Regions from separate parts of the Homo sapiens genome. Here all the other regions are linked to region 3. A link is a contact called in ENCODE Hi-C or POLR2A ChIA-PET data. All regions are on one chromosome and are shown on one strand. Each heading gives the region's core, a stretch centred on a gene start or an enhancer-like site at or near the end of the contact. The rest is flanking DNA. Distances are from core to core; before and after follow the strand shown.

Region 1 (3,350 bases), core at 78-2,577, 190 kb before region 3:
GCCTCCTGCCTCTAGTTCTAGGATGTTTTTACCTGCCCCATTAGCCCTTATGTCCAAGAACCATGGGTAACAGGAAGCAAAAGGGCAGCAGTGTAGGGAGCCTCCCTCCCATTCAAGACAGAGATGAGACCCAGGTGCTGAGGGAAGTCAGAAAGGAAGGGCTCAGGTACCAGGGTTGTGCCTGGAGCAATGTGGTTCAGAAAAAGGGACGCTAGGAAGTGTCCCTCAGATAAGGATCAAGCCTCAGATAGGGCTTAGGAGTTAGGGGCAGGGGAGTCGCCTACCCTGCGAGTAGCAGATGAGATGCACCCCTTGAGGGGCCTTTGCCATGATGGGGACCACAGCCTCTCGGAACCCTTGCACCTGTTCCCACAGGGGTCGCAAGCTCTCTCTCCCATCGAAGAGATCGAGCACTGTCACCACAGTCCCGGGGTGTGTCTGTGGGAAGGGGGCAATGCAGCCACCGGGGATAGGCTAAGAAGCTCCCACACGCCACCCCCTGGCCCGCGTCCACAGGTCTATTGTACCCTGCTAGAACCAGGGATCCCGTCCCCCAACTCTCCCCCACGCCAGCACCAGCTCCCTGAGGAACTGGGCAGGCCCAGAGGGGTGGCTTTCAGTTCCCCGCTCTCCCTCCCCTGCCACAGTAGACGCCTCTAACGCCCTGCACCCAGGTGTCCCCTGCCAGACCTCATTGATGTATTCCAGCAGGTGGCGGAAGCTGTACGAGCTGTCGAAGAGCCCATGCACCACGATGACCGGCTTGTAGGACGCGCGGTGGGGCGCGGGGGCTGCAAGCAGCAGCAGCGGCAGGAAAGGCAACAGAAGCAGGACCCACGCCGCGGGGAGCCGCTGCCCGCAGAGCCCCAGCATGCTCCCGCCTGAGAAAGGGGTGATAAGGGCATGTGAGGGAGATGGCAACACCCTCCTCCCTCGGAACAGACGCCCGGCAATCAAGCCACCTCCTCTCGCTCCCACACCAGGTCCGTGTCACAAAATAGCCTACTTTTAACTTACTCCAGCCCTCTCCCTACAAACACACCCCCCCACCACGTTGACGCACCAACGCGCACCCGAAGTCCCGCCTCCAACTCAGCGTTCGGGGGACTTGTTCTCTAGGTCCAGGATCTTCCTAATGCATCGCCTCAGCCATGAACAACGCGGAGTTCTTTAATACCCGTGAGCAGCAGCCCAGGCCCCTTGAAGAGTGCAGACTCCCACCTGGCCTGGGTCCGTAGGCCTCGCTCCACCCGCTGTTTACTTATCCCAAGTCTGGAACCCACGGTGGCGGGGGGAAGGGTGAGGAAAGAGAGCGCAGGGGAATGACGGATGGGAGGGGGAAGGGCGGGCTGCTTGGGGTCGCGCAAATCCGTCACGTCCGGGGCTTTCTCTGGCAACCGCGCGAGCGTTCCCCGCAACACAGACCCAGGACAGGAGGGGCAATGGAATATTCCATTGCGCCCTAGGTGCTGGGGAGGAAACAGGCGGAGCGATCCATTTAGGCCAGTGGGGAGAGGAAAAAGCAGCAAACATATTCTGGGAATGGAAAGAAGGCCTCTCCAGGCTTCGTTGCCCCCAGCGACCCAAAAGTCCGATTTCCCCGCCTTGATTCTCCCCACTTCCCAATACAGGCGTCTGGCTCCGCAGCAGAACACGAAGTTTGCATTCCCCAAGGGGCGGCCAGGGGGCGGACCAGGGAAAGGTAGTCCTCTGCATTTTGCCGTGTGCTGGGTGAGTGGCAGGGTGGCCTGGAGGGCTGATGCCAGCCCGGGCGTGCCCCTCAACACCCACCCCACCCCACCCTCCAGTCCGCCCCAGGTCAGCGACTTACAACTCTTCATTCTGAAGTGCGTGTAGTGCCCTTGTCTCCAGAGACGCAGAGAGTCCTCGAGGCCCCTTGAGCTAAGTGCAGCCTGGCCCAGTTTCTCCTGCCCTACTCTACTCCCCTCCCTATAAGCGACCCACCCTCAAGGGGCGGAGGGCGCGTAGGGATGCGCTGACTCATGCCCGCGTAATTTCGACCAGTCTTTCAACCTGAACGACCCCCAGAATCTGGCTGTCTGAGTTATCTGTGGGTGGCTCCCTACCGAAACCCCCAGGCGCCCCACCTCTCCGCCTGTGACCCCTAACCGACACCCTAGTGCCTCAGGGCTTTTACTTGCTAGGGCTTTTACTTAGCATTTAAAGACGTTTCTCTAGAGATAAGGATTTCTCAGCATGTCTGAGCCCCTCTCTCTGTTTACAAGGTCATTGCTTGGTCTAAATTTGTCTCAATCAAAACATTTTTGCGCTCAGAATGGTGTAGAGTGACGATGAGGTGGCGGTAAGGGGTTGAGCGCTCACGCGAACGCCTAAGTGACCAGAACGACTGGTGTGAAGCCGTGATCTGACTCTGTGGAGCCTGGGACTGGTTTCAGCGAGAGCCTCTGTACTGCTCTGTAGTCTCTGCTAGGACATGGACGAAAAGGGACGCAGCCGGGAGAGCGACTGCCCCAGGTGGGGGCTGGGGGGACGTAAGGGAAGAATAATAATTATCTGGCTGTGTTTTTGTTTAAAAAAAAAAAAAAACTGGTGTAAATCTCCATAGACTTCCTATCCTCGCTCCCTTCACCCACCCACGCGCTCCCAAGATGCAATAAGCAAATAAAAAGACTAATAACGCTGTACTGCAGGTCGACTCAGGAGCTGGAGATGCGTCTTGGTGGGAGGTGGTGGGTGGGAGTAGGGGGGTTTAGGGAATGGATCTGAACATTGACCAGCCCAGAGACTCTAAGCAGCCTCAAAAGCAAAGGGAAAGTGGGGGAACAAGCACACATTACCAACAGAGCTGCCAGAAATGAGCAGTTAAGTCATACCCCCTACCCCCTCCAAAAGAGCTTCAGCTCCTTAGTCCTGGACGAAGAAGGTATGTATGCACACCGCCCAAACTCTCTCTCCCTTTTCCCTCCAAGGCCCAGCTCCCCCTGATTTACAGACCTGGGCCTCCCTCTTTACTGCTAGGTTGGTAGGTTCACCAAACCCTGGGAACTTTTCAGACCATCGCAGTTCTGAACTCTGCACAATTCTCTCTCACACACAAGTATTTATCTCTTCTAAAGAGGAGGAAACTGGGGCCAAGGATTTGGGAGAAGACCCTGGCACCTTGCAGGGAGCTAAGAGGGGGAGACGACCTGCCTCTGGAGGCACCTGGGTTATTAACTCCACTGAGAACCTGTTCACTTCCTCCCACAATACAATCACTGAGTCTTGGTGGGGGAGACTCCAGAGAGTTCTCCTTCCTTCCTTTCCTTAGTCCCACCCGCCTCGCCTGGTCTAGCCTCCGTGTTTCCATGACAACTCCAAAGGAACCC
Region 2 (3,162 bases), core at 604-3,103, 130 kb before region 3:
CGTAGGGTTGTTGTGAGAATTAAGTGAGTTCATGTGTGTACCTCGCCTAGAACAGTGGCTCACAAGGAGTTAGCGCTCTCAGCATGTTTGCTCCCCAGCTTGTACAGGGTCAAGTTCCACACAGTACCATGCTGACACTGTTTAGAATTGGAGAAAGAAGAGATAAGGGGGATTGAGCAGCAGAGGCAAGAGTGCCAGCCCCTGAGCCACCTGGTGCTCTCTCTCACAGACAGAGGGGGCGAGCCCCCCATTCACAGCACGGGTTCCAAGCTCTGCCTCAGCCTATGACCAGAGAGGACTGGCCCCTGGACAGGAGTACCAGGTCACTGTCCGAGCCCTTCGAGGGACCAGCTGGGGCCTTCCTGCCTCCAAGACCATCACCACCAGTGAGAGCTGGGGCTGTGGGGAGGGGTGTCCTGAGTGGAGATCTGGACTAGAGAGGGAATCTGCCCTCCGGGAGGGCAGAAGGAAGGGGCTGGATGGGGGCTAGGCTCTTGGAAGGAAAGATGATGATTGAAGAACCAGACACCCACCTGAGTCCTCCTCTTTAACCTGGCTAGTGATCGATGGGCCCCAGGACCTCCGAGTGGTGGCTGTGACACCGACAACACTGGAGCTTGGCTGGCTGCGTCCCCAGGCTGAGGTGGACCGATTTGTGGTGTCCTACGTCAGTGCCGGCAACCAGAGGGTGAGGCTGGAAGTGCCCCCTGAAGCAGACGGGACGCTGCTGACTGACCTGATGCCAGGCGTAGAATATGTGGTGACTGTCACAGCGGAGCGGGGCCGGGCAGTCAGCTACCCAGCTTCTGTCAGGGCCAACACAGGTATGGCTGGCCAGAGGTTAGGGAAGGGCCCTGGTTTCCCAGCCTTGGATCCTCCTCCTCAGGAGCCCAGGCTCAGGGCTCACAGACTCCTCTGAATGCTTCTGGCAGGTGTGTGGCAGTCTCGAGGCACCTGCTGGGGGCCTTGCTCTGTCCTGAGGCCACTGGGGAGACAGAGCCCTCAGATGCCTGGAGTCCTGTAGGAAGGTTATTACAGGTTAGCCTATGAAAGGAATGGCCCCAGGGAGAGAAGTGAATAGGAGATGCTGCCTGATCCAGTCAGTTAAGGGAGGTTCTTTTTTAAATTTAGGTACCGGGACAGGCCTTGTGCTGATAGATCTTGTGGGACTGGAATTAGGCAGATTAGAGATCATCAGTCCTGTTGACTTTTGGATTGGGATTGCTGGGAGGTGGGTCTCACAGCAGTGATTTTCCACTAAACCTCGAGGTTTCTTAACAGATACCTGGATATTTTTCTTTTCCTGTGACAGGGGGACACCCACCTCGCTGTAGCTCATGTTCTCTTCCCCGACTCCCCTTTCTCTCCTTCAGCTACAGGGCCCCACCCACGGGCTTCTCTCTTCTTTCTAGGGCACCAACAGTGGTGGGCTTGGAGGGGAATGGGGGGGCTGCGGGACACTGACCGATTTCCCTCCGTTCTCTTTCCAGGTGGGGCTGGGGCACAGGGAAGAGGCCTCTGGCTCTGGTGGGAGGGATCGAGGGAGGGGCTGCCGCGGGAAGGAGTGCCGGGAGGGAGCTGCCACTGACCTGTTCTCCCCTTTTTTGCCCCTGGCAGCACCAGGCCACTACAGTTACCCGGAGGTGCGCCCCCCAGCCCCGCCCCCCAAGTCCCGGCCCCGGCCAGCCCCAGCCCCGCGGCCCCCACGGCCCCCTTGGCCCTCGAGGCCAGCAGAGGAAAGGGAGGAGGAGTCCCCGCCCAGGCCAAGCCTGTCCCAGCCCCCACGGCGGCCTTGGGGCAACCTGACGGCCGAGCTGAGCCGTTTCCGCGGCACGGTGCAGGACCTGGAGCGCCACCTGCGGGCTCACGGCTACCCACTGCGGGCCAACCAGACTTACACGTCGGTGGCGCGCCACATCCATGAATACTTGCAGCGGCGTCTGTTGGCCGCCGCCCCAGCCGGCTCCCCCGCACCCCCGCCCCGCCACCCCCGCCCCACCGCCAGCCCTGATCCCGGCACCAGGAAACGGGACTCCAACCAGGGAATCTACGGCCTCTCGCCTGAAGGCGTCGACCGGGTGGCTGCGTCCCGCCACCCCAAGCCAGAGGTGCTGGGCAGTTCCGCCGATGGCGCGCTTCTCGTGTCTCTCGACGGGCTCCGCGGCCAGTTCGAGCGCGTGGTGCTGCGCTGGCGGCCTCAGCCGCCTGCAGAGGGCCCCGGCGGTGAGCTGACTGTGCCGGGCACCACGCGCACCGTCAGCCTGCCCGACCTCAGGCCCGGCACCACCTACCACGTGGAGGTCCACGGGGTGCGGGCGGGGCAGACCTCCAAGTCCTACGCCTTCATCACCACCACAGGTAGTGTGGGCTGGGGCCACGGGACACCTATCCCTTGTCCAGCCTCACCTGCCGTTGGAGCCTGCATTCATGAATTCCTCCCACTGCCACCCCCCACTGCCCCCTTCTACCTTCAGGCCCTACCTGGCCGGGGCTCCAGGGGGCCCCCAGGACAAAGCACGAGTCCATTGTCCCTAGAAGACGTCCCCACCCCAGGGTCCTGGCATCCATCCTGTGGATGCCTAAGGTCAAGGCAGCGCCTTCTTTGGGGTTTCCCGGGACACTTCCAGGATTGTTATTTTAGGCAATAGAGGGTGATGTGGTTGGGGCACCTGCAAAGATTCACTGGAGCAGTTTGAGTGGGCTGGGAATTGAAAACAGTGATTCCCGTTCTGACTCACTGTGGTGAGAGTGGCTGAAGACTGTGGTTAGTGGTTACTGTTTTCCACAATTTGGCCTTGACCTTGAAGGGACACATCAGAACTGCGTGGGGGTGGCCTGGGTGCCATCAGGCAGCAACTGTATATTGGGGAGGTGAAACCACTGCTTCTTAAGCTGGCTTTTCAGACCCCCTGGCTCACTTTATGCTGGTCTCTCCCACAGGAACGATGTCTGGGCTTGGGGAAAGGGCACCCTGTGGCTGCTGTGGGGAGGGTGGTGGACCTCTTCTTCCCCCATAGGGCCCAGATGCCACCTGACCTGGATGTCCACCCCCACACCCTCTCTCTCTTCCCACTGCCCACTCTCCTCTTGCATCCTCCCTCTCTAACACCACTGTCTTTCTTCCAGGCTTCTCACTGCAGCACTAATGGAAGCCACCTGACC
Region 3 (3,263 bases), core at 642-3,141:
AAACCAGGTGGAATAGTAAGAAGATCTGTAGGATAGGGACATGAAATCAGGTCACTGCACACTGGTGAACAAATTGTGTACATTATATAAACCTAAAAGATACCATTTACAGGACAGATGCTGTAGATAGGGATGTTTGCTATGACACTTTCCCAACAGATGACAGTAAAGGTTGTTGTAGAAATTTCCCAGCAGATGACAGTAAAGGTTGTTATGGACAGAATATCTTTTTCTAATTTTCTCAAAAACATGGGAGGGCTAGCAGTAGCCCAGTGATAGCCTGGGCTCTTCCTCCTCAAGGCTCAGACTCAGAGCCCCACCTTACCTTTCTCAAAGTCTATCTCCTCCTCAGCCTCCTCCCGTGTGTTCAGATCTGTTATGGTGGGTTCATCCATCCCCCCTGGGAAGAGACAGGACAGACAGGGATTCATGGGATGAGGGTAATACGAGATAGGTGGGGAACCCTTCCCTGGAGATTAAAGACACCCTCTTCTACCATCCCATCTCCACAAGAGTCACCTGGCCAGAAGGGATACTGAGTTGGATTTCCCCATAAGGACTGGGAGGCTGGCCCTGGAGGCCGGCGAAGAGACAAGGAGGTTGTAGCCGAGAGATTTGTGTTCTCCAGCAAGACCTAAGGCAAGAGATCAGAGCCCCAATGAGGCTGAGCTTGTCTCTGACCACCTCCCCTTCTCCCCAACTGTTTCTCATGACCCCTGACCTCCTACCTCTTTGTAACCCAGTATCTGGCCTGTGGTTGGGTGTCTTTGGGCCTGTAGGTCGGATGGGACTGGGGCTCCCAGGACAGCCAAAAGAGACCAGGGATCCGTCTTCCTCTGCCATTTTCTGGAGAGAAAAATAGTAACTTTTGGGTCTTCTTTCTTCCTCTGTCCCAGCTTCCTTCAGGAACCCATCACCCTAGTCTAAGCCCCTCCAGACTCCTCACCGGGCTGAGTGCTCCACACCATGCAGAGGCAGCCAGGCTGGGGATGACAGAAACAACTGTTCTGCTTCTTGCTGCAGATCTGGGGCACAAGGAGGGAGGCCATGGGGAAGCTGAAACAAGGGCAAGATGAGAGGCATTAGGTAAGGAAAGAGGATAAAATGCAGACAAAAGAGATGATGGGACTTGTGTTCAGATCAGAAATGGCAGATGTGTCAAACAGACTAGGACAATCAGGCTTGGCCAAAAACTACCTGCTACTGAATTACCTGGGGCAGATTTTGGATTTCAGAAACATGGAGGCTGGACCTAGGAATGTGCATTTTTAAAAAGCTCCCTGGCTAATCATGAAGCACACTGAAATTGGAGACTCACTGATTTTAGAAAAAGGGGTCCCAGACCTAAGGATGAAAGGTTGGAGGCTCAAAGCCTATCATCTCAGTCACCAAGTGCCCTGGTGCTTGGATACAGAAGGGAGCTCCACGGAGAAATGCCACATTTGAAAGAGCAGCTCTCAAAGCAAAAATATCCCCAGCCCTTTCTGCTCTGTCCTCACATGTACTGCAGGTACACTGGGCTGTAATCTGTCCAGCACCCCTTCAGGCTGGGATGGACAGGAGTACAGGCACAGATGAACAAGGTTAAGCTAGATCCTACTGTGAGGAGGGTGAAGGAGGTTTGGACTCAATGCGGGTCAAAGGTTAGGGTCAAAAGTCACTCACGCTACTCTCTGGAGCTCCAGGCAAGTTCAGCAGCTCCCAGTGCCCCGTGCATCCGAGCTCCACGGCCCGAAGGGGTAGGTCCAGGGGATCTGGAGGGGGTAGCACTACGGGGAAAGGTCAAAAGTCAGGGGTCAAAGTTCATTCCATATCGGCTACTCCGTTCCATTTCCCTCCCCTCCCCCTCACCAAGTCGCTCTGTCTCCATCATCCTGGAGCCACAGCAGCTGCCTGGCAGCCCGGAAGTGCGGCAAGTAGTCGCTGCGAAGTAAGCCCCGCCCCGGAACGGGCGGAAGTAGAGGCAACTTCCGGTACAGCCCCGCCGAGAGCGTGAACTATCGCTGCGGAGGGGCAGACCTGGACCGGTGGAAGGCCGGGCGGAAGTGCGCGCCTGGGGCCGCCTTGGTTACCGCGTTTTCCGCTCCTCGCTACGTCATCGTTGTGAGCCCGCTATCAGCGGCCAGCGCGGGCGCGGCCGGAGACCGTGGGGCCCCCGGTTGCCGCCCCCTCGGGTAAGGCCCTCTGCTTCTCACTCTTCGGCCCTTTTTCTCATAGCCGTTTCTCTGTTCTTCCTCTTTGCGTTGCTCTGCGGGCGCTACGCTGGCTCCACCGCCTTCTCTGCCGTTCAAACCCCGCGGTTGTCCTTACCCTAGCGAGGGTAGGGGGGTCGGGTGCCATCGTCTTTCCGACGGAGTGGATATTTGTCCCTCCTTGAACCACATGGTACCTAAAGGTGCTGGTGTCTGTGATCCCTGGAGACAGGAGGGAATGCTGGATGATCCCGACCAGCGGGAGCTTGGACAGCAGCCTGGTTTAAGCAAGGGGTAGGGAAAGCCAAAGACAAGAGTAGGCAGACCTGAAGGGGTGGGGTTGGGTACAGTGTGGACGGCGTGTGAACCCCGGGTGGTAACAGTGGAGAAAGATGTCTTGGGCCCTGCCCCTGAACTAGGAGCCACCATGTTGGTGATACCCCCCGGACTGAGCGAGGAAGAGGAGGCTCTGCAGAAGAAATTCAACAAGCTCAAGAAAAAGGTGAGGGACTGTGTGTGGACATGGCCTAACCTTTCACAGACTCTGCACTCTGAGAAGATATGGGGTGAGTGTGAGCGAATGGGGAAGTTTTTCTGGCCCATACCTAGAGACATATCACCTCACAGTGTAGCTTCGAGAGGTGGGCTTTCCCAAGCCTTGGTGTGGACCTTCTGTCTTTTCTATGCAATTTGCCATGGATTGTCTTCCTTTCCCATGGCTTTTAGTACCGCTTAAGAGCTGATGATCCCCAAGTTTGTTTTTTCCAGTTCTATCCAGTGTTATACTGAAAAACTTCAGATACTCAGTGTTGAAGCTATCATCTTTCTATTCTTGATCTTCCAAATAAGATTGACTACACCAATTCTGCCACATGTTTGGACTCAAAACTCTGACTTCCCCACTATTTGCATAGTCAAACCTTTGCCAAGTCTTATTGTTTCTTCTTTTGAAGTAATTTTTCCTGTTTATTCTTCACTGTGCATTCCCCCGAGCAGGGCTTTATTGACATTCATGTGGGCCATTGTAATGGTCTCTCAACAAATTTCTCAGTCTTTTTTTTTGAACAGACT
Region 4 (3,540 bases), core at 1-2,500, 220 kb before region 3:
GCCACTGGGGAGAAAAAAGGTGGTTTCCAGTATACAAGAGGGTCTTACAGCTCCTCAGACCTCCCCATTTCCCTCTTCATCTCCTGAGTACGCACCTGATGAAGACATGGCCAACTGGATGGGGGAGAAAAAAAAAAAAAGGTCAAACTAGCTACAGAAAAGAGAGACACAGACCCTAGACTTCGCAGAATCCCATCTAACCCCTCTTCCCAAGCAACCTGCTGTTGCTTTTCAGATTTTCTGCAACCTCTACCATGCCAGCCAACTTAGTTAGCCTTCCTGCTTGTCTGATCTTCCAACACCTAAAGCTCTGTCCATCCTCAACACACTCAACCCTCTCCTTTCTCCTCTCCCCAACAAACACATACAAATTTTCGTGCCCTCTCTTTTCTGCCTTTCAAGTTAATTTCTAATTTCCTTCAGCCACCTCTTTCTGGGTCTCCTCTTTTCAACCCCAACCCCATCACTCCAAACCAAACCCCTTTACTAGCACATTCCCCCATTACTCACTTTCAAGCTCAATAATGTCCCTATCTTTATGACCCTTTAACCTTTCAAGTCTGCCTCTCCACAGTGCCCTTATACCAGCCCCCTCCCAGATCTCATCTGAATGTGATCCATATTTCCTGGTTCTCCCCGACTCAACTGATGCGTGCCTCCCTTAACCTTTGTGTCTCACTTGTTTCCACCTGCACAGCTAAGACCCCTCACTTCTCTGGGGTAAGGTGGCTCGGGTCTCACATTGTCCTGCCACTCCCCGCCCCACCTTCTCTTCTCAGCACATCACGTGCCTCAGCTCCTGGTTCCTAAGACCTTTCTTTCCACAGATCTCGACCGTTATACTCCCACCCACACATACCAGCAAAGTCTTATGTCTCCTGTCGGGCTTCACCTATGGGAACGTGCCCTCCGATTATCTGTATGACTGTATGATTATTCGCTCCTAGCCTCTCCAGTATATAAGCGAGACCCACCACCTCCCGCCCCCCTCCTCGATTCTCACCAGTACAGGTGGCCACACACACTGACCACAGCTTCCCGAGCAGTCTCCAAACATATATTACATTCGAAGGTCGCGCCCGCCCCGCCCCGCTCGCGATTTGGCCCTTCGGGGCCCCCGTCCTCCTCCTCCGCTGCTGCCATGGCCGGTTTTGTTTCGCCCCACGTACCCTTCAGTCCCCCCAAATACACATACACACGCCCCAACAAACCAGAAACCACCTCCTGCCCACGATCGTTGGGCAGGCTTCAAGGTTTCCTAATCACTATTGGTCTGAATGCCTGCCAGTCACAAAGAATTCAAAAGAAAGGATTGGCCCAAAGGGTAGGGGCGGGAAAAGGTTAGTGCAGTCCTGCCTTCGCACAATGGCTATTGGCTGATACGGTCTAAGTCAATGTGCAATGCCAAGGGATTGGTAATAACTCGCTACACGCTGTCGCCTGGCCAAGGAGGGCTTTATTCGTCTGAGTAGTTGTCAGTCATAACCAAAGCCATAAGCAATTTGCTCGGGACTACCTATAGACCTCGCCCACTATAAGCCCCTTTCTTTCCTTCGCTTCCTCTTTTAGAGAATGTCCGGATTGCTATTGGACTTTGGAGCGTATGGCTCCAAATCAACTCATTGGCTAAAACTTGACGGAAAATGGTGGTTAGGTAAAACGCGCCTGCGCAGCACGCGGCGGGACGGGGGTGGGCCAATCCTGTGAGGGTTTAACCTTCTCTTTTTCCACCTCTTCACCCCTATCTTGTCGCCATGGTGACTGCTCTACAATTGGCGAGGCTTGCACTTCAAAGTCCTAGGCTCGCTTCATCCGGGTCCTTCAGCTGTGGACTTTCTGCTGATTGGGCCTTTTCCTTTTCCCCTGATTGGCCGACATCGGGAAAGACGGCGAAGAGCTAGGAAAAGAGGGAAAACACTAGGGTCGCAGGGTTCAAAATGGCTCCAACCTCCTTTGGTGACGTAGAGAGCAGAACTTGGGTCTGCCCCTCCCTTTTAGTTAAGGGAGCAGAACTGGGATTAGCCCGACGTTTGGATAGTGGGAACATCGATCTGCGGCGCTGGTGTTAACCCAACTCATTCGGCTGGACGACTCAGCCCTCCCCATATTAGGTGATTTACAGAGCAAAACTGAACTAAAGGCCCACCCCTTTCTTAATGTTGTACACAGAGTAGAACAGGATTGACTTCAACTCCGTTTTAAACCTTCAGAGCAGGAAAGCTCTGGGCTCAACCCCTTTGTGAGTGGTGCAAAAGGGACAAAGCCCGCCCCTTTTAAGGAGACCCGCGGAGGCTAGACCCGCCCTTTCCTCTTTATAATTTGCCCATCAGAAATAGGGTCTTCTTCCCAGGTTGGACCCCGGGGAGTTTGGGCTTTTCCTACAATCACTGACCCTCACTGTGACTAAAGGAGCAGAATTAGGTAACAGTCCTCCCACTACCAATCCTCTTCCCGAGGGCATGTAAACTAATGCAGGGTAAAGGTGTGGCTAGAGGGGGGACCTTGATAAAAGATCCCATGTGACTCAAGAGTAAGGAAAGATGAGAAGTTAGCAGTTGCGTAAAGAAGGACTGGGGCAGATGAGGATTCAGGAAGCTTGAGGTTTAGGAAGGAAGATATTGAGAGGGAAAGGTGGAAATGAAGGAGAGTGAAGTGATGGAATGATCCTAGTAAAGGGATAATGGGAGTGGAGGAAGAGAAGAGGGGGTGGAAAACTAGATACATGGCTACCAAATTAAGGAGGCACGCGCATTCCAGAGGAATCGGCATTCTTCCTCACTTTTTATTTTTCTAGAAAGCACCCCTGAAGCCAAATTTCCATTGGAAGAAAAGATGTACCCATATTGTATGTTGTGAGAAGGGGTTGTCTCAGCTTGGGCAAGTAAGGAGACTGATACGAAGGAAGTAGGAAAGAAAAGGTACAGAGGTAAAAGAGCATGGAAAAGGAAAGGGTCAGGGATAAGGCCAAAGAGATCTCTTCTCTTTAAAGGCCAGAGAAGGCAGGTGGAGGGGGGAGCTGGACTGCTGGGAGATAGTGAGGGACAAAGGGCAAAGGAAACCAGACCAGAGGACTGGAGAGTGAGATGGAGTGAGATGGAGTCCTGGAGAGAAAAAGAAGAGAGGTGAACTTAATGCTTGTCATATGGTAGGTAGATGCTTGATAAATGTTTAGAATTGAATGGGTACGGGAAAAGGGGTCCTTAAGAATAGTTGGGGGGAATAAGCAGCAGATAACCGGAGTTGAGAAAAAAAGAGACCAAGTAAAAGTGGCAGTTAAAAGAGAGCTGATGGAGAATAAAGGAAGGAATGTGCGGAAGGAGGAATACAGCACCAGGGGATCCAGAGCTGAAAGGGAGTTAGAGAAAAAAAAGATGCAGCTGGAGCCAGAGATGGGGGCAAAGACCGAGGGAGAGCCCTGGGGCGGGGCTCGCAAGAGGACACTGGTAGATGTGGGGAGGAGATGCCAGAGTTTCTGGGAGACGATTGGCAAAACAGGCTGCCCATCACCGCCCTCCACTTCCTGGCCGGCCCCGGAAACCA

What was found. Hi-C counts contacts between places; a loop is a spot of excess contacts on that map. ChIA-PET counts read pairs that join two places held with the same protein, here RNA polymerase II (POLR2A). Pooled maps may share reads with other maps.
Region 1: a map of IMR-90 shows a loop between it and region 3 (14-fold over the local background). The contact joins the promoter of PPT2 here to the promoter of SKIC2 in region 3. A Hi-C loop is called at or near these places in 3 of 168 maps with a recorded cell type or tissue (IMR-90, ascending aorta and prostate gland) and 13 of 50 pooled maps. POLR2A ChIA-PET finds 5 or more read pairs at or near these places in 4 of 52 experiments (MCF 10A, activated CD4-positive, alpha-beta T cell, activated CD8-positive, alpha-beta memory T cell and 1 more).
Region 2: a pooled map shows a loop between it and region 3 (4-fold over the local background). The contact joins the enhancer-like site here to the promoter of SKIC2 in region 3. A Hi-C loop is called at or near these places in 4 of 50 pooled maps. POLR2A ChIA-PET finds 5 or more read pairs at or near these places in 4 of 52 experiments (AG04449, T-cell, activated CD4-positive, alpha-beta T cell and 1 more).
Region 4: a map of PC-3 shows a loop between it and region 3 (17-fold over the local background). The contact joins the promoter of RNF5 here to the promoter of SKIC2 in region 3. A Hi-C loop is called at or near these places in 10 of 168 maps with a recorded cell type or tissue (B cell, CD4-positive, alpha-beta T cell, CD8-positive, alpha-beta T cell and 5 more), 1 of 37 single-sample maps with no recorded cell type and 18 of 50 pooled maps. POLR2A ChIA-PET finds 5 or more read pairs at or near these places in 4 of 52 experiments (HepG2, MCF 10A, activated CD8-positive, alpha-beta memory T cell and 1 more).

The regions. Positions count from the first base shown.
Region 1 is chr6:32,152,118-32,155,467 of GRCh38, reverse strand. PPT2 (palmitoyl-protein thioesterase 2) reads right to left here and starts at 1,327. Exons shown (of 9, transcript NM_005155.7): 1 at 1,064-1,327; 2 at 691-881; 3 at 285-438. The coding sequence starts at 873. It overlaps PPT2-EGFL8 (PPT2-EGFL8 readthrough (NMD candidate)), which reads right to left and starts at 1,469. Exons shown (of 16, transcript NR_037861.1): 1 at 1,064-1,469; 2 at 691-881; 3 at 285-438. It overlaps LOC100507547 (a long non-coding RNA gene), which reads left to right and starts at 1,103. Exons shown (of 3, transcript NR_037172.1): 1 at 1,103-1,179; 2 at 1,632-1,731; 3 at 2,296-2,666. It also overlaps a transcript of PRRT1 not described here.
Region 2 is chr6:32,086,447-32,089,608 of GRCh38, reverse strand. TNXB (tenascin XB) reads left to right here. Exons shown (of 44, transcript NM_001365276.2): 5 at 230-386; 6 at 561-824. Among named protein-coding and RNA genes, the nearest start is that of TNXB, 21 kb to the left of the region's middle. Within about 2 kb of position 1,853, at least 20 of the 41 ENCODE cell types and tissues checked have a DNase peak (open chromatin) inside an H3K27ac peak, as active enhancers do.
Region 3 is chr6:31,957,803-31,961,065 of GRCh38, reverse strand. SKIC2 (SKI2 subunit of superkiller complex) reads right to left here and starts at 1,891. Exons shown (of 28, transcript NM_006929.5): 1 at 1,852-1,891; 2 at 1,666-1,769; 3 at 947-1,056; 4 at 729-846; 5 at 520-634; 6 at 326-400; 7 at 1-25. The coding sequence starts at 1,873. NELFE (negative elongation factor complex member E) reads left to right here and starts at 2,095. Exons shown (of 11, transcript NM_002904.6): 1 at 2,095-2,174; 2 at 2,612-2,694. The coding sequence starts at 2,620.
Region 4 is chr6:32,176,115-32,179,654 of GRCh38, reverse strand. It overlaps RNF5 (ring finger protein 5), which reads right to left and starts at 1,250. Exons shown (of 6, transcript NM_006913.4): 1 at 1,004-1,250; 2 at 96-114; 3 at 1-4. The coding sequence starts at 1,143. It also overlaps a transcript of AGPAT1 not described here. RefSeq lists an enhancer at 962-1,490.